4 separate regions of the Homo sapiens genome follow, and all the other regions are linked to region 1. The links are chromatin loops, found by intact Hi-C in ENCODE. Cell type or tissue: CD4-positive, alpha-beta T cell. All regions are shown on one strand. Links, peaks and the distances in the headings refer to the core of each region. The heading gives the core; the rest is flanking DNA. Region 1 holds the start of LOC107986631 (a long non-coding RNA gene). Region 2 overlaps AK9 (adenylate kinase 9). Region 3 overlaps AK9 (adenylate kinase 9). Region 4 overlaps FIG4 (FIG4 phosphoinositide 5-phosphatase).

The links. A loop is a pair of places that touch in the nucleus more often than their neighbours do. Peaks named below come from ENCODE experiments on the same cell type or tissue, not always from the same donor. Only the 100,000 strongest peaks of a DNase experiment are listed, where the experiment ranks them.
Region 2: it touches region 1 in a loop (8-fold over the local background); 78 of 110 quality-filtered maps call a loop at or near these places.
Region 3: a loop joins it to region 1, with 7 times the contacts of the local background. A loop is called at or near these places in 15 of 110 quality-filtered maps.
Region 4: it touches region 1 in a loop (11-fold over the local background); 103 of 110 quality-filtered maps call a loop at or near these places.

What each region holds. Positions count from the first base shown.
Region 1 is chr6:110,036,993-110,042,036 of GRCh38, reverse strand. It overlaps LOC107986631 (a long non-coding RNA gene), which reads left to right and starts at 1,793. Exons shown (of 3, transcript XR_007059702.1): 1 at 1,793-2,515; 2 at 3,498-3,590; 3 at 4,712-5,044. RefSeq lists an enhancer at 2,135-2,374. In CD4-positive, alpha-beta T cell, for the core only: CTCF peaks have their summits at 1,993, 2,217 and 2,416 (motif pointing right); DNase peaks (open chromatin) are centred at 1,746 and 2,426; H3K4me3 peaks cover 862 bases; H3K27ac peaks cover 661 bases.
Region 2 is chr6:109,524,823-109,529,866 of GRCh38, reverse strand. AK9 (adenylate kinase 9) reads left to right here. Exons shown (of 41, transcript NM_001145128.3): 29 at 794-856. Among named protein-coding and RNA genes, the nearest start is that of ZBTB24-DT, 44 kb to the right of the region's middle. In CD4-positive, alpha-beta T cell, for the core only: a CTCF peak has its summit at 2,679 (motif pointing left); a DNase peak (open chromatin) is centred at 2,686.
Region 3 is chr6:109,593,698-109,598,741 of GRCh38, reverse strand. All of the region lies in intron 17 of AK9 (adenylate kinase 9), which reads left to right. Among named protein-coding and RNA genes, the nearest start is that of AK9, 95 kb to the left of the region's middle. In CD4-positive, alpha-beta T cell, for the core only: a CTCF peak has its summit at 2,634 (motif pointing left); a DNase peak (open chromatin) is centred at 2,621.
Region 4 is chr6:109,703,774-109,707,773 of GRCh38, reverse strand. All of the region lies in intron 1 of FIG4 (FIG4 phosphoinositide 5-phosphatase), which reads right to left. Among named protein-coding and RNA genes, the nearest start is that of FIG4, 14 kb to the right of the region's middle. In CD4-positive, alpha-beta T cell, for the core only: a CTCF peak has its summit at 2,426 (motif pointing left); a DNase peak (open chromatin) is centred at 2,393.

The DNA.
Region 1 (5,044 bases), core at 612-4,611:
TGACACCGACCATTCAGTCCCCCACACTCACCTCTTTATCTCCTCTCCCTCCTAGTCTCCTCTCACCTCTGTCTCTCTTTCCTTTCTCAAATATCGATTGAGTCCCAGTTACTCTCCCTTGTACTGAAGTGACACAGAAGTGGACAAACACAGACCAAGTCCCCAACCAATCACTAATAGGTTAGACATTGTCCTAGGTGTTTATGTCGAATGTTCCTAACAACTCAGAAAATTGGGTTTATTATTCCCATTTTACCTACATGTAATTAAGATCTAGGGTGGTGTCTGAAAGCCTATGCTTATTTTGTAGAACAAATGAATGAACAGAAGCATGAAGAAGGTAAGTGGCTGATCCATAACCACACAGCTCCCAAGTGGTTTAGCCTTGATTTGGCTCCAAACTTGCACCCTGCTTAGCCTTTTAAATTGGGTGGGGTTGAGAGGTTACTTCAACTCTAGTTCTGTTACCAAACCAAACTTGTGTCTGCTTGCCTAATGCACAGAAAAAGCCAAATACTGACACCAGGATTTGCAGTGAGAGAAAGTGAGACATTTATTGCACTGAGCAGAGCCAAGGAGAATGAGCAGCTAACGCTTAAGACCCAAACTCCCTGATGGCTTCCAAGCAGGGGTTTTTAAAGGTGGCAGGGTGTGGTGTGTTGGGGATCGTCTCCAAAGTGAGAGAATTTCTGGAACTTTTAAAATCTACTTCTTGGCTTCAGTCTGTCTGAGATCACTGTGAAGACAGCTGGCATTTTCCATCAGGTGGGAGTCCTGGTTTCTTAAAAACAACTCAAGGACATATGTCAAGATGTTATCTTTAGTTTCTGTAGGGAAACAAACATCTTGTGACTCTGACTTATTTGGGTGGCTATTGCAAAAGTTATTATGATCTTCTCACTTAGGGGGTTATTTATTCAATTCTCTAATTGCTGGCCGTAGGGCTAGTTGGGTGCCTGGAATTTCCCTTGAAGGGACTCAAAATTTTTCCATGCTGGGCAGGGGACAGTGGTTGGGGGAGCCCAGCAGGCCCCTAAGATGGTTCCCTGCCTGTCTCAATTCTGGAGACTGAGGAGAGCGAAAATCACCTGGTGACCACTGAGCAGGCCCCGGAGATAAAAACTAATTATCTGAACAATTCAGAAAGGAGCAAAGACCACCTGGTGACCACCAAACAGGCCATCTGGAGGCAAAACTCCTTATCTGGGGAATTTAGAAGTAATCAAACTTCTCTAGTATCTAAAGTTGTCACCTTTAAGCTGAGGTGCAGTGGCTCACGCCTGTAATCCCAGCATTTTGGGAGGCCGAGGCGAGCGGATCACTTGAGGTCAGGGGTTCGAGACCAGCCTGGCCAGCATGGTGAAACCCCGTATTTGCTAAAAATACAAAAATTAGCTGGGCATGGTGGCACGCGCCTGTGATCCCAGCTACTTGGGAGGCTGCGGCAGGAGAATCGCTTGAACCCGGGAGGCAGAGGTTGCAGTGAGCTGAGATCTCGCCACTGCACTCCAGCCTGGGCGACAGAGCGAAACTCCGTCTCAAAAAAATAAATAAAATAAGTAAAGTTGGCATCTTTAAACTTTCAGAGGTTCCAATCCTCTTTCAACTTTTATAAGCAGCTAAAATTTCTATACATCTCCGGAATGCCGTGCTGAAACTCATTTTACAACCCTCAACTCCCACCTTAAAAGGTTCATAAATGCTGGTAAGGAAAATCCACCAGGGTGCGCTCAGTCCTCTCGCTGAGGTGCCCCACTGCACCCTTTTGTAGCGTTCTTCCTTTCTAATAAACGTTCCTTTTTCAAAGCTGTACTGTTGTCGGTAAATTCTTTTTACCAACCCCCCAGTCGACCACTTCCCGGTGCCGGGGCTCTGACACCGCGCGCAGAGACAGAGGCAGGCGGCCCCCTCTCTGCTGCCCCTTCTCCCTGCTGGTCTCATGAATGCTCTCACCTGAGCTTCTCCTTTTCCTTTTCTACTTTCTCCTTTACCAAGGGCGCAGCTGCTCTTCGGAGAGGCAGTTGGGTCCACAGAATCAGCTGCCTCTTGGAGAGCGGTGTGAGGTTATGAGGGAGCTGAGGGGAAGTAAAGAGAGGGTCCAGTGTGCCTCACCTTGGTCCCACACACCGAAGGAAAGGGTTTCAGAGAGGACTGGTGGATGCTGACACACCGTCCATTTTGAGAAGACTCCTTGTATGGGTGGCAGTGTGCTTCCCCAAAACTCATGTTGAAGCCCTAACCCATAACACCTTAGAATGTGACTGTATTTAGAGACTGGATTTCTAAAGAGGCGATTAATTTTAAAGAGACCATTAGGGTGAGCCCTAATCCAATCTGCCTGCTGTTCTTATAAGAAGAGGAAATTGAACCTGCAAGGAGCTATTAGGGCCTCTTGCAGAGAGGGATGACCGCATGCAGAGGCCACAAGAGGGCGCCCTCTGCAAGCCAAGGAGAAACCTCAGAAGACACCAACCCTGAAGAGGAAATTGATGTTGGACTTCTGGCCTCCGGAAGAGTGAGAAAATACATTTTTGTTTAAGCCGCCCAGTCTTTGTGTGTGTGTGTGTGTTTTTGTCTTTGTGTGTGTGTGTGTGTGTGTCCCTAGCAAAGGAATGCAATTTTTTTCTCATGTCCTCAAAAAACTTAGTTCATGTGTAGAATTTAAAGTCTGAGGAATCGCCACTTACAAATACTTTGGGTATTTTGTTTTTTTTTTTTTTTTAGACAGGATCTCTGTCACCCAGCTGGAGTGCAGTGGCATAATCACAGCTCACTGCAGCCTCCTGGGCTCAAGTGATCCTCCCGCCTCAGCCTCCCAAATAGCTGGGACTACAGGCATGTGCCACCATGCCTGGCTAATTTTTAAAATGTTTTGTAGAGACAGGGTTTCACCATGTTGCTCAGGCTGGTCTCAAACTCCTGGGCTCAAGTGATCCACCCACCTCGGCCTCCCAAAGTGCTGGGATTACAGGTGTGAGCCATTGTGCATAGCCAACAGACACTCCTCTGAGGGAGGCAGTCAATCTGGGCAGTTTCTACAAGTTTTTTTTTTTTTCCAACAGAAATCAATCATTTCTCATCTTAGCTTCAAGTAATTACACGAGAGTTGTTCAAACTTTAGCATGCATCAGAATCACCAGAGAGCTTGATAAAACTGAGATTGCTGAGCTCCACTCCCCGAGTTTCTGATTCAGTAAGTCTGGTGTAAGGCCTAAGAATGTGCATTTCTACGGTGTTCTCAAGTGATACTGATGCTGCAGGTTTGGGGACATATTTTGAGAACCAATATATTCTATTTTAATTCCACCATTAATGGTTATTTTTTATTTTATTTTTTTGAGACAGGGCCTCGGTCTGCTGCCCAGGCTGGAGTGCAGTGGTGCAATCATTGTAACCTTGAACTCCTGGGCTCAAACGGACCTCATGCCTCAGCCTCCTGAGTAGCTGGGACTGTAGACCCAGGCCACCACCACACCTAATTTTTTTTTCTTTTTTAGACACAGAGTCTTGCTGTGTTGCACAAGCTGACCTCCAACTTCTAGGCTCAAGTGATCCTTCCACCTCGACCTCCCGCAGTGTTGGAATAACAGGTGTGAGCCTGCACCCCAGCCTAATTCCACCATTAATTTGTAACTGGTTTTTGCTATGTTTAAAACTTCTTGGAGGACACTTAGGAAGCCTTCTTCCCCTGTGTCCTGTAATGAGGAGTGGGCACTGTGGTCAGGGTGCTTGGCTAGGGGGTTTAGTCCTCCCATTTGGGGCTATTTCCTGGCCCTTCTGGCCCTGCCCACCCAGGAGGGCGGAAGAGAGCTGTGGTCATCTGAAAGGATACCACGGCAGGATGTGAGGGCCCAGGCGACAGGGTAAAGAGCTGCCAGCATGCGTGGCTATTCTGAGGCCTAGAATTTATGTAACTGGAACACAAAGTCTCAATCCCTAGGGCCAGAGAGGGATTTGGGTCAATGGGAAGTTGAAAACAGCAGGAAAATGAGCCCAAGTAGCTCCGTGCACGTGAAGCAAAATTCATTCTCTGCATGGGCAGTGTGAAATAGGAAATAATTAAATGTTGTCTGGAGCTCATGTAGTCTGCAGGCTTGGGACATTTACCCAGGAGCCAGCTGGGAACATTTCATAGAACTTCTGACTAATCGAAAAAGCAGTTTATTCCAAAATCAAAAATCAAAGCCATTTTCATCTGGTTGCATGTAAAACACCCACTCACATCGGAGTCATCTATTGAAACCCAGGGGTACACACGGGTGCTATAGCTGAGTCTTTTATTGGTAAAGAAGTCAATAGTACCCCCTCCTTCCCTCCTCCCCAGAGAAAGCCACTTCTGGTTTGTTTCCTTTCATACCCTTTTCCATGCATTTGGCATGACTGGTACCTTTGGAACATTTTTACCAAGCTGTGAATTTCTTGAGGGTATCATCCATTTCTTCATTTTAGTAGGCCCAGTGCCTAGCACATAGTAGGTGCTCAGTAAGTGTGACTCCAATGCACCGAGTAAAGGAAGAAATAAATGAACTGGTTAATTTTCAGTGAGGAGAGTCAGAGTGAGGCAACCAGCTCTAGCTACTAAGAGCCTGGGAACCGTAGATGCCTGCTCACACTGTAGTTCATGTTGATGCTAATTTCCTTTAAAAAACCCCCAACATTTGTATAGTGCATTGCAGTTCACAAAGCATGTTTTCATCATCCCCATATCCAGGTCTCAGCAACTCCTTTGTTGCCAACTTTTACCGGACCCATGGGTCTGAAAGAGAAGCACAGTCCATAGTGTTCCAGCTTTGAGTGTGGCTCTCTCAGAAGAAGGTGTGACAGCTGCCTCCTTGCTAAGAGAAAGACGTTTCAGTGTCTGCCTCCTGGGAATGGAGTCTCCTGGTGACTCTGAGGATGGCGCAGGACTCTCCCAGCTAACACTACACAGAGGCTCCCCCTCTTCATGCCACCCCTTTGCCAGCTGCAGCCTGTGTGGACCCAGACACTTCTGACCCAGGCTCCAGTGCCCGCATGTCTGATAGCCTGTATTTCAAACTCTGGG
Region 2 (5,044 bases), core at 588-4,587, 510 kb after region 1:
CATCTGTATTTACAGCCGCTCCCCATCACTCACATTACTACCTGAGCTCTGCCTCTGGTCAGATCAGCAGCACATTAGATTCTTATAGGAGCACAAACCGTATTGTTAATTGTGCATGCAAGGGATCTAGGTTGCACACTCATGAGAATCTAATGCCTGATGATCTGTCACTATCTCCCATCACCTCCAGATGGGACCATGTAGTTGCAGGAAAACAAGTTTAGGGCCCCCACTGATTCTACATTATGGTGAGTTGTAAAATTATTTCTTTGGATATTACAATGTAATAATAATAGAAATAAAGTGCACAATAAATGTCATGAGCTTGAGTCATCCCAAAACAATCCCCATCTTCGGTCCATGGAAAATTGTCTTCTGTGAAACCAGTCCCTCATGCCAAAATGGTTGGGGATCGCTATGGTAGGCTATTTAATAGTGTGTTAAAAGCTTACCATTTTCAGTGAATTGCCTCCACGTATTTCCCTATTTCCTGCCACCAAAACCAAACAAACAAATGAGCGATAAATTTTGAAAAGGAGTTCTAAACTTTGTGGAAAGAGTAACTGACCCCAAGTGCTGTTTATCCCTCTGGAAGAAAATAGCTGATCAAGAGGTTCAGAGGTACAAGGATGCAAGCCAAGCAACATGATTACCGCCATCACATCCTTTCCTGCAAAGTTCACTGTGCTTCTGCCCAAACGTTATTCCTACTTTATATAAAAATATATGAATACAGAGAAAGCCACTTTTATCATTCTCCATTACAATTTTTTAATGTCTCTTTCTTTAACAGGTTGATACGATTGCTAAAAGAAGGGCTGAACTTATATTAGAGAGAGATAAAAAAAGGAGGGAGGTAAGTAGTTTTGTTTTTTTTTTCAAAACAGGGTCTCACTCTGTTGCCCAGGGCAGGGTACAGTGGCACAATCATAGCTCACTGCAACCTCGAACTCCTGGGCTCAAGGGATCCTCCCACCTCAGCCTCTCAAAGTGCTAGGATTACAGGCATGAGCCATCACACCCAGCCTTTGCCTTCTGGCTTAAGACACTCTTGTAACAGCTTTTCAAGGCTGACCCTCTTGTAACCTGATTTCCATCTGTATAAAAATGTCCAGCCAAACAAGGAGAAGAGAAAAAGAGGAATATCAGAAAATACAACTTGCTACAAGTGCAACCACATGTCACCCTGGTGTGAATATGCTGGACTTCCGTACAGAGGACTGCTGATATTGTACAGTGCAACTGCAACTGCAACTGCAGGCACAAAGCATTGCAGAAGCGGGGCCAAAGTAATTGTTGCTTTGTCAAAACAAAATATTCACAACCAAAAGTAGATAAGAAAAAACCATTGGACTGAGAAAATTATGGCACCATGTAAGAATAAGAACCCTCCTCTTAATTATTTGCCTCGATTTTCATTCATTTATTCATTCAGTCCATCAGCAAACATTAATTGAGCTTTGTGTCTGACACTGTTTCAAATACTGGCAAATCAGCCATGAGCAAAACTTACAGAAATCGTAGCCTCATTATAATGCTCATTTCTCTCATCAAACATGTTCTGAAAGTTTGCTCTGTTTAAGGTGTCATGCTAATGTTTAGGATCAAAAAGATGTCCTAACCTGGAATTAAGTACAGTTAACTACTTTAAGCCCTTGGGAGTCCCTAGTGGTCCCCTTCTGAATCACTTCAAATGTTTCAGCAGTGAAGGAGTCCAGGCTTTGCAGTTAAACACACCTACGCAGTATCCCTTCTCCAGTTCTCACTGACTTTGTTCACTGCTCTCCAGTGCCTGGTGGAGTGCTGACACATGTGACATTCAACTTCAGTTGTTTCGCTGAGGTTGTATAACATTGAGTAAGTCACTTAGCCTCTGTAAACCTAGGGCTTTTTATTGTAAAATGGGAAAAATTAATACATTTAGTTTCCCTAATTAATAATAATTTAATTTCCCTTTGCTACTCTTCAGTTAAATCTTCTTTTCTTAAGAATTAATTTTCAGGATAAACTTTAAATGTTCTTTATAATTTTTTCATTTGTTAACATTAGAATGGTGTGATTTCTTCTGATTTTTCATTCGGAAATTCAATATTCTATGTAGAGGTTAAATAGGATTTTGTAAGTCAGCTCTCCTGAGACTTCATGTTTGTAAAACTGTCTGTGTATCCCACAAAACTGATACAAACAAACTCGCAGCACAACTCCTGAGATGTTTGATGAATAAAAAATTAAAACTGTATGTGGGGTTTTTTTTTTCCAACTCCTTTGATGGAAATTTTATATGTCCTGCTACTGACTCAGACAATAAAGTAGACAAAATATAGCATCTCAGGGATGAGTTAGTGTGCTTGTTACTATTGGTCAGTGTGCCACCCTAAGTGGCATCCATCCCGACTCCACATCTATACTGGAGCTCACTTCCATGAACAGATCCAGGGGGGTTTCTCACATTTGCCTTCTTATGCAGAATATGCAGTTCTGTGACTTGCCTTTTTCAGACTAACTGGGGAATCCCTGGCGGAGAAAGCCCTTCCCAGGTTTGTCTTCTTGCCCTAAACAAAATCATTGTCTTTACTGTCTTTTTAGCACTGAATGGGACATTTCCAACATTAGAAATCACTTCAATATCCCAGTCATTACTTGCATTAATTTCATAGGGAAATGTCGCCATCTTGTGGACCTGTAGTCTCAGAATGTGACTGTAAGGCAGCCCCTGGCCTTGCTTGTAATCCTCCCTCTCTTCCTGTCCCCTGGCTCCGTCTCTGGGTCTCCATTAGGTGTTGGGTAGCCACTGGGAGGTGAAAGCAAGGGAGGGCCAGGACAGGAAGCCCGGGGAGCAAGTGAGCACAGTGTCAGACTACGCCTCGGAGAAGAGTAATAGAGACACATTGTTCATAGGTACTGAGGGAAGGCCCAAGTCAGGGTCCACATGAGGTTGAAACAAGGGTCTGGACCAAGTACCAAGCCAAAACCATCTCCAGGATCCTCTAGGGAGAAGACAGAGTGTTTAGACCCAAAGGTTGATACACAGAGGGCTCTTCAGGTTGAAACAGCAAGCAAAAGTGTGCATGGGTATACGGGTTGGAGACAGATTCAAAGCACTGAAAACCAAGTAGTTCACAATAGCTGCTCCACAGGCAGTGTCAGTCACACCACAGCATAATAAAGAAATTTGGGATCTAGATAATGAGCACCTGTGTCAGGAAGCCCTGAGAACTCTGACAGGTCTTTTACTTCTTCTTCCATTTCTTCATGCTTTCCTCTTCCGTCACTTCTCTAATCATAAAAAAATCCATCGCTCTCCTGGCACAAGCTTCTGTCCAGATGTAGCTTCCCCTGTCTTCCCCTACCAGTAGACAGTTGTAACACAGCTTACCCCAAATCTAGTCCTGTCTCTCTGAGACTATGAATTTATTTGCTTTCTGCTTGTCCCCTCTGTTTTCTGTTTCTCTGTTCCCCTTTTCCGGCCTTCCTTGGATTATTTGAATATATTTTAGAAATTCATTTTAATTATCTATTGCCTTTTTTTCTTTTGAAAAGTGTGTAAAATTTTTATTTTATTTTTTCTTTTTCAATTTGTATTTTAGGTTCAGAGGGTACATGTGCAGGTTTGTTACGTGGGTAAATTGCATGTTGCCGGGGTTTGGTGTACAAATAATTTTGTCACCCAGGTAGTGAGCATAGTACTCAATAGGTAGTGTTTTGACCCTCACTCTCCTCCTACCCTCTACCCTCAAGTAGGCCCCAGTGTCTTTTGTTCTCCTCTTTGTGTCCATGTGCACTCAAAGTTTAGCTCCCACTTATGAGAACATGCAGTAGTTGGTTTTCTGTTCCTGTGTTAACTTGCTTGGGATAATGGACTCCAGCTCCATCCATGTTGCTGCAAAAGATATGAATTCATTCTTTTTTATGGCTGCATGGTATTCCATGGTATATATGTACCACATTTTCTTTATCCAGTCCACCATTAATGGGCATCTAGGTTGATTGCATGTCTTTGCTATTGTGAGTAGTGCACTGCATGTGTGCATGTGACTTTTTAGTAGAACGATTTCTATTCCTTTGGGTGTATACCCATTAATGGGATTGCTGAGTTAAATGGTAGTTCTAAGTGCTTTGATAAATCTCCAAACTGCTTTTCACAGTGGCTGAACTAATTTACATTCCCACCAACATTTCCTTTTCTTCATAACCTCACTAACATCTGTTATTTTCTGACTTTTCAATAATAGTCATTCTGACTGGCATGAGATAAGACACCACTGTGTTTTCGATTTGCATTTCTCTAATGAGTAGTGACATTGAGCATTTTTTCATATGCTCGTTGGCTGTGTCTATGTTTTCTTTTAAGTGTCTGTTTATGTCTTGTGCCCATTTTTTAATGGGGTTGTTGTTTTGGGCTTGTTGATTTGTTTAAGTTCCTTATAGATTCTGGATATTAGACTTATGTTGTACGCATAGTTTGCAAATATTTTCTCCCATTCTGTTGGTTGACTGTTTCTTCTGTTGATAGTTTCTTTTGCGTGAAAAAGCTCTTTAGTTTAATTAGGTCCCACTTGTCAATTTTTGTTTCTGTTGCAATTGCTTTTGGAGACTTTGTCATAAAATATTTGTCCAGAACCAAAACAGCATGGTACTGGTACAAAAACAGATACATAGAGCAATGGAACTCAGAAATAAAGCTGCACACCTACAATCATCTGATCTTCGACAAGGTCGACAATAACAAGCAATGGGGAAATGACTCCCTAGTAAATAAATGGTGCTGGGATAACTGGTTATCCATATGCAGAAGAATGAACCTGGACCCCTTTCTTTTACCATATACAAAAATCAAAATGGATTAAAGATTTAAATGTAAGACCTGAAACCATAAAAACCCTAGAAGAAAATCTATTGCCTTTTTAAGTATAACTCTATGCTTCGTTTTTTAGTAGTTATGCTAGAATTACAAACACATCCTTGGCTTTTCACATTCTACTTAGGGTCAATATTATTCAATGTAATATTGTAAAAACCTTAGAACTGTCTAGCTCCATTTGCC
Region 3 (5,044 bases), core at 626-4,625, 440 kb after region 1:
AAACAACAGGTGCTGGAGAGGATGTGGAGAAATAGGAATGCTTTTACACTGTTGGTGGGACTGTAAACTAGTTCAACCATTGTGGAAGACAGTGTGGCGATTCCTCAGGGATCTAGAACTAGAAATACCATTTGACCCAGCCATCCCATTACTGGGTGTATACCCAGAGGATTATAAATCATGCTGCTATAAAGACACATGCACACGTAGATTTATTGCGGCACTATTCACAATAGCAAAGACTTAGAACCAACCCAAATGTCCAACAATGATAGACTGGATTAAGAAAATGTGGCACATATACACCATGGAATACTATGCAGCCATAAAAAATGATGAGTTCGTGTCCTTTATAGGGACATGGATGAAGCTGGAAACCATCATTCTTAGCAAACTATTGCAAGGACAAAAAACCAAACACCGCATGTTCTCACTCATAGGTGGGAATTGAACAATGAGAACACATGGACACAGGAAGGGGAACATCACACACCGGGGACTGTTGTGGGGTGGGGGGAGGGGGGAGGGATAGCATTAGGAGATATACCTAATGTAAATGACGAGTTAATGGGTGCAGCACACCAGCATGGCACGTGTGTACATATGTAACAAACCTGCAGGTTGTGCACATGTACCCTAGAACTTAAAGTATAATTTAAAATATATATATAAATTACACAAATCAAAAATTTAAGACAAAGGACAAGCTGGGGAAAGTATTTATAATAAATATAACATTAATTTCTTAGAAAGCTGTAGAGAATCTAATATGTGATCAAAAAGCAAGCAAGGGATGTGAGCAGATTTTATCAAAGAAGAAATACAAATGGTTCATTGAAAATGTTTAGGCACTGGGTTTCTCAAGTTGCCCACTTGGCCCTCTTCCAAGTTGTACTTTCCTTTTTTTCTTTCCTTTCCTTTCTTTCCTTACCCTTCTAAAGCTTTTTAATAAACTTCCACTTCTGCCCTGAAACTTGCCTCTGTCTCTTCTTCTGCCTTATGCCCCCCAGTTGAATTATTTCTTCGAAGCAGGCAAGAATTGAGGTTGCAATAAAAAAAAATTTTTTTTGAGACGGTGTCTCTCTCTGTCCCCCAGGCTGGAATGCAGTGGCGCCATCTCGGCTCACTGCAAGCTCCGCCTCCCAGGTTCACACCATTCTCCTGCCTTAGCCTCCCGAGTAGCTGGGGCTACAGGCGCCCGCCACCACACCTGGCTAATTTTTTTGTATTTTTAGTAGAGATGGGGTTTCACCATGTTAGCCAGGATGGTCTCGATCTCCTGACCTCGTGATCTGCCCGCCTCGGCCTCCCAAAGTGCTGGGATTACAGGCATGAGCCACCGCGCCCGGCAAAAAAAAATTTTTAAAGAAAATTTTTAACGTTTGTTTCAATAAAAATTAAAACAATGAGATACAATTTCTCATCTAATTGGCAAAGTTTTTGACAATTGGTAATAGTGAGGCTGTACTGATAGAGTCACTTTCAAACACTGTTAGGAAGTATGAAAATTGATACAGATGCTTTTGGCAGCAATGTGGCAATGTGTATGAAAAGACTTTAAAATGTTTACTCTTTCATTCCCTTTGACCTGAAGTCATGTGAGGAATCTAATCTGAAGAAATATATAATATTTGGACAAAGATTTACAGATGTTGTAAAAAAAAACACAATGTTAGTAAAATAAAGATTTTCTATATAGATTTTCTTCACAGTGTTATAATAAAATTACAAATGACATAAATATTTAACAGTAAGGGGTGATTAAACAAATTAAGGTTTATTTGTTTGATAAAATACTATAAAGCCATTAAATTTTATTTCAAAAAAAGGTTGAATGAAGAACTAAAAATAGAACTACAGTACGATCCAGCAATCCCACTACTGGGTATCTACCCAAAGGAAAAGAAATCACTATATCAAAAAGATACCTGCACTCATATATTTATCGCAGCTCTATTAATAGCAATGATATGGAATCAACCTAAGTGTCCATCCATGGAGGACTGGATAAAGAAGATGTGGTATAAAACCCAGTCACTTTGTTTAGAAGCCTTAGCCACCCCTCCCTTCCTGTTCACAGATTTCATTGCAGTGGCACTCTCTTCACTTCATGCCTGTCATATTTCTAGGCATTAGGCACACCTGCTAGCCTGAATTAGGAGCCTGAGCTACCCCTCCCTTCAGGTGCAAACATCTTGGTGCAGCAGCATCCTTTCCACTCCATGCCAGGACACATCTCCAGGCATTTGGAGCATCCACTCTTCTAGGTCCTCCAAATGAGGAGCTTAGGCTGCCCTAGGATGAGGATGAGGAGTTTGGGCTGCCCCTCTTTTCCCAGGCAGAGAACTTGGGGCAGCAGATTTCTCCACTCCATGACCTGGCACATCTGTGGGTACTTGGTAACTATGCCCAGATCCCCTCTTGGAGCTGGTGCTGGTGCCTGCCATTGGAAGACATGTAGGTGGGTCAGCCCAGTTAGGCTTCACTCAGCTTGGTCTCTTCTCCAGGGCTGAGCAGGAAACTGAGACCACTCTGCCTTCCACCTGACAGCCCATTGCCTAAGGCAACAGAGAGCTTCCCACGATAAAGATCAAGCAAAGCATATACCCATCTGCATTGGCTGCAGCTAGCTCTTATCTGCAAGTGCCACCTGTTGGCTCAGAGGTTGAACTGCAATACCCAATAGAAATAGATTTTTTTCGTTTTTATTTTATTTATTTATTTATTTTTCTTTTTTTTAAATTATACTTTAAGTTCTGGGATATATGTGCAGAATGTGCAGGTTTGTTACATAGGTATACACGTGCCATGGTGGTTTGCTGCACCCATCAACCCATCATCTACATTAGGTATTTCTCCTAATGCTATCCTTCCCGTAGTCCCCTACCCAATGACAGGCCCTGGTGTGTGATGTTCCCCTCCCTGTGTCCATGTGTTCTCATAGTTCAACTCCCACTTATGAGTGAGAACATGCAGTGTTTGGTTTTCTGTTCCTGTGTTAGTTTGCTGAGAATGATGGTTTCCAGCTTCATCCATGTCACTGCAAAGGACATGAACTCATCCTTTTTTATGGCTGCATAGTATTCCATGGTGTATATATGCCACATTTTCTTTATCCAGTCTATCATCGATGGGCATTTGGGTTGGATCCAAGTCTTGGGTATTGTGAATATTGCCACAATAAACATACATGTGCATATGTCTTTATAGTAAAATGATTAATAATCCTTTGGGTATATACCCAGTAATGGGATTGCTGGGTCAAATGGTATTTCTGGTTCTAGATCCTTGAGGAATCACCACACTGTCTTCCACAATGGTTGAACTAATTTACACTCCCACCAACAGTGTAAAAGTGTTCCTACTTCTCCATGTCCTCTCCAGCATCTGTTGTTTCCTGACTTTAATCACCATTCTAACTGGCGTGAGATGGTATCTTATTGTGGTTTTGATTTGCATTTCTCTAATGACCAGTAATGACAAGCTTTTTTTCGTATGTTTGTTGGCCGCATAAATGTCTTCTTTTGAGAAGTGTCTGTTCATATCCTTTGCCCACTTTTTGATGGGGTTGTTTTTGTCTTATAAATCTGTTTAAGTTTCTTGTAGATTCTGGATATTAGCCCTTTGTCAGATGCATAGATTGCAAAAATTTTCTCCCATTCTGTAGGTTGCCTGTTAACTCTGATGATGGTTTCTTTTGCTGTGCAGAAGCTCTTTAATTTAATTAGATCCCATTTGTCAATTTTGGCTTTTGTTGCAATTGCTTTTGGTGTTTTAGTCATGAAGTCTTTGTGCATGCCTATGTCCTGAATGGTATTGCTTAGGTTTTCTTCTAGAATTTTTATGGTTTTAGATCTCATGTTTAAGTCTTTAATTCATCTTGAGTTAATTTTGTATAAGGTGTAAGGAAGGGGTCCAGTTTCAGTTTTCTGCATATGGCTCACCAGTTTTCCCAACAGCGTTTATTAAACAGGGAATCCTTTCCCCATTGCTTGTTTTTGTCAGTTTGTCAAAGATCAGTTGGTTGTAGATGTGTGGTGTTATTTCTGAGGCCTCTGTTTTCTTCCATTGGTCTATATATCTGTTTTGGTACCAGTACCATTTTGTTTTGGCTGCTGTAGTCTTGTAGTATAGTTTGAAGTCAGGAAGTATGAAGCCTCCAGCTTTGTTCTTATTGCTTAGGATTGTCTTGGCTATATGAGCTCTTTTTTGGTTCCATGTGTAATTTGATAGTTTTTTCTGATTCTGTGAAGAAAGTCAATGGTAGCTTGATGAGGATAGCATTGAATCTATAAATTACTTTGGGCAGTATGGCCATTTTCATGATATTGATTCTTCCTATCCATGAGCATGGAATGTTTTTCCATTTGTGTCCTCTCTTATTTCCTTGAACAGTGCTTTGTAGTTCTCCTTGAAGAGGTCCTTCACATCCCTTGTAAGTTGTATTCTTAGGTATTTTATTCTTTTTGTAGCAATTGTGAATGAGAGTTCACTCATGATTTGGCTCTCTGTTTGTCTATTATTGGTGTATAGGAATGCTTTCGATTTTTGCACACTGATTTTGTATACTGAGACTTTGCTGAAGTTGCTTATCAGCTTAAGGAGATTTTGGGCTGAGACGATGGGGGTCTTCTAAATATACAATCATGTCGTCTGCAAAGAGATAAATTTTGGCTTCCTCTCTTCCTATTTGAATACCATTTATTTCTTTCTCTTGCCTGATTTTCCTGGCCAGAACTTCTAATACTATGTTGAATAGGAGTGGTGAGAGAGGGCATCCTTGTCTTGTGCTGGTTTTCAGAGGGAATGCTTCCAGCTTTTGCCCATTTGGTATGATATTGGCTGTGGGTTTGACATAAATAGCTCTTATTATTTTGAGATATGTTCCATCAATACCTAGTTTATTGAGAGTTTTTAGCATGACGGGGTGTTGAATTTTGTTGAAGGCCTTTTCTGCATCTATTAAGATAATCATGTGGTTTTTGTCATTGGTTCTGTTTATGTGATGGATTACGTTTATTGATTTGTGTTTGTTGAACCAGCC
Region 4 (4,000 bases), core at 1-4,000, 330 kb after region 1:
CATTGTGCCATTTACTATTGGACATATAAGGTGTAGATACACAAAGCAACTAAATAACAAACAAGTCTTTCGATATTAAAGGCCAAAATGAAGCATGTAGACCATAGGAAATCAGCGCAGGAAAGATTAATGTGGCTTACTATAGATGAGAAAAATGTCAGACAAGTTGGGTCTAGAATTGAACCTTCAAGAATAGGTAACACTTTAAAAGGTAAGAATTTACTGTATATTACAACATGAACACTTGGATATACTGTTTTAACTTTAAATCTGTAGAAATACATGGAATTTTTACTATTAAGTATATATATGTGTATATATGTGTATATATATGTATATATATGTATATATGTATAGGTATATATGTATATGTATGTATACATATGTGTATATATGTATATATATATACACGTATATATGTATGTATATATGTATATATATACCTATACATATATATATACACATACACACACACACACACATATATATATATACACACACACACACATCAGTTTATAAAGGCCTGATTTACTGATAAGTTATGAAGAGCAAAACAATCTGTTAAAAATGATGGGTTAGCCTGACCTCAAGAAGAAAGCTAGTCAAGAAATTCAATCCCACATCTCCTAGGAGAGGTACAGTCTAGATGACACTATGAGTTATAATGAGGTAGAAATAAAGCAATTATAATAAAAATTAGTAAACTAAGTTGGGACATCCAGTGACAGGATTCGATGTACTGGGGGTGCAGTTAGACAGACAGGCAAACAGGAAGAGAAAGGAAGTCAAAGAATCTCAGCCAGGCTTCAGCTAATTCCTGTCCCTGACACCCTACCCACCACTGAGAGGAGAGGGGGTAACCAATCTAACAGCGTTCACCTAAGAAGAATGGTTTGTAAACTATACGTGCTTGTTAGCAGAAAAGGGAGCCCTTCTTGAGGACTTAAAAAATGGCTTCTAGGAGAGGAAATAGCAATTGCAAAGAACTGAAAAGGGAAGAAGATGGTATGTTTGTTACAGGCACAAGAATAAGCGAGAAAATGTTCGTTCACAAAGCACCTAACACAGTGACCACAGCAGTCAGCACAAAAAAGACACTCAATAAGTGTTAGTTCCTTTTCTGTCCTTCACTTTGTAAGATGTCAGTGAGACTATGCCATTGTATTTGAGGAAAAAGACAAACGCCAGAGGAAAACAGAGAGTAGCCCAAAGGGAGGAAAGCATGTTCAGGACCAGAATGGACTCACAATGGGAAAATGCGCCAATCTGTTAGTAGTCAGTCTATGTCCTCGGGAGAGAAGAGCATGCAAATTGACAATCATGAATAGCATGCTATAACAGAGGCATGAACTAGATGCCATGAGAACACAGGAAGGGCATTTGACTTATCTGGGGATGGTCAGAGCAGGCTGGTGTTGTCCTGATTCTGAATTTGGCCTTGAGGAACCTCTAAGCAGGACTTTGGGCACTGAGCCAAGACAAGGCCAGTGAACCACCCATGTCCACCTGCACCAATCCCTACTCATCACCTGTTCTCCCCAAAGCACTTTTGTTTCTACCTAAATGTAGTACTTACTTCTGAAAGTCTTGTCTAAATTTGTTTGGGGCTTGTCTGCCCCCTACTATAAGCACCTCGGGAGACTGGGGCTAACTCCTTAACCTCTGTGGATTTTAATTTCCTAGTCTAGTAGCACAATATGGTGCCTCAGGCATTAGCTAAGTGTTAGGTGAAAGAACAACTATGTACCACAGAGTAATCATTTCATGTGCTGGGTAATTTTCTAAGACATTTACACTAACCCAGCTTTTCTGGGTAAGCACATAGAAAAATGGCTCTTTTAAGTCAACCACTCAGTAAGGAGGAACATCCTAGGTTTAAAAGAGGTAAAATCCCTAAATGAAATTCCCTAGAATTTTATTTTTTAATTTTAACTTCTATTTTAGGTTTGGGGGTATATGTGAAGGTTTGCTACATAGGTAAACTCATGTCACAGGGGTTTGTTGTACAGAATTTTAATAAATCCTACGAAACCTAAAGATTAATTGCAATGGGATGATACTTTGGCAGTTTGTGATTTTAAAAACAGATATAAATCCTGACATGCTCATGGGCAAATGCATTATTGGACTTCGAAACACATACTTAGGAAGGCAGATCTGTACTTCCAATATCTAGATCCTTCCAAAGAATCCATGAATCAGAGGAGCCAAAGGCTAAAACCCACAGAATCTGGAAATAGATCAGAGTGGAGGGAAAGAAATGGGAAGCACTATACCTACCCGCATTCTCTCTCTTCTCAAACAGTCTAAGAATCCTAAAAACGTTTTGTGCAGAGAATAGCGACCTCATGTGGAGCCAGTTATGAGGGAAAGAAAACCCCTGCTTTTCAGCTGGCCTACTGTAGACCGCGGAATCACTGCCTGCACTGCCCTCTGGTGGGCAGCTGACCATCCACTTTCACACCAATTTTTTAAGAGGTAACTTCCAGAAAGGCCTTGTTTCTACTCGTTCTTATTTCCTTCCTATTGAATATATCAACACTGTATATCCTCAGCCTTTGTTACATTTAATAGTATGCTTCAAAATGGACCTCAGCATTTTGGGGATTAAAAATTTCCCTAAAGTTTCCCTCCACTAAATTTTTCTCCACTGTTGATTTTTTTCCCAATTTTTAATTTAAAAAAATCTTCAAAGACAACAGAACAGTACAACGAACACCCATATACCCTTCATCTAGACTCACCAACTGTTAACATTTTGTTGCATTTGTTTTCTCCCTCCCCCACTCCTGATAGATGCTTTCTTCCTCTGAACCTCTGGAAATGAGTTGCAGGTATCGTAACACATAATCATAATATCATCAATACAATATATATGTACAATTTATATTCCAATTTTCCCCCCATCTCCCTATAATACCCTCTATAGCTGGATTTGATAAAGCCAGAATCTAATCAAGGATCATGTACTACCTATCTTTATGTAAAGTTATGTTACATCTTTTTAAATCTTTTAATCTAGAATAGTTCATCAGGCTTTGTTTTTCATGACTTCCCCATTTTTAAAGAGCCTACTTTTTTTTTTTTTTTTTTTTTTTGAGATGGAGTCTCACTCTGTCACCCAGGCTGGAGTGCAGTGGTGTAATCTTGGCTCACCAGAACCTCTGCGTCCTGGCTTCCCAGGTTCAAGCAATTCTCCTCCCTCAGCCTCCCAAGTAGCTGGGATTACAGACGTGCACCATGACACGTGGCTAATTTTTTTTGTTGTTGTTGTATTTTTAGTAGAGACAGGGTTTCGCCATGTTGGCCTGGCTGGTCTTGAACTCCTGACCTCAAATGATCCACCTGCCTTGGCCTCCCAAAGTGCTGGGATTACAGGCATGAGCCACCATGCCTGGCCCCAAGCCCACATTTTTTTACATACATTTTCTTGGTGTTTCTATTGATGTCACTCATTGGACCACTGACTAGTAAATGCCTCATATGTGTCAGGCACTAGGCTCGATGCCTGAGGAAAAAGATAAACTGAAGATATATTTTGGATATATAACTTACTGGTAGATGGGATCAGGAAGGAGAGTAATAGATCCAATTACCTTTAAGCAGATAGCTAGATGATGGTGCCACTTACTGATGTCGAGATGACTGGAGAAGAAACAGGTTTGAAGGGAAACCAAGAGTTCTGTTCACAACATGCCCAGAGAGGCCAAGTGAGAACTCAGTGGGTAAAAGAGCTCAGTGGGTGCCATCAGCATGTATGCAGCATTTAAAGCCATGGGACTGGGTTAAACCTACTAGAGAGAGTAGGGAGAGTGACGAGAGCCCAAAAAAGCTAGCCTGAGGAACTCCATTATTTAGAGGCTGGATACGGAGAAGGAACCAGCTGAGAAGATTGGGAGGAATGGCTGGTGAATGAGAAAACCCCAGCACGAGGTGGACTCGTCAAAGCAAAGAAAGATCATCTGGGAAAGGAGAAAGCAGTCACATCAGATGCTGCTGA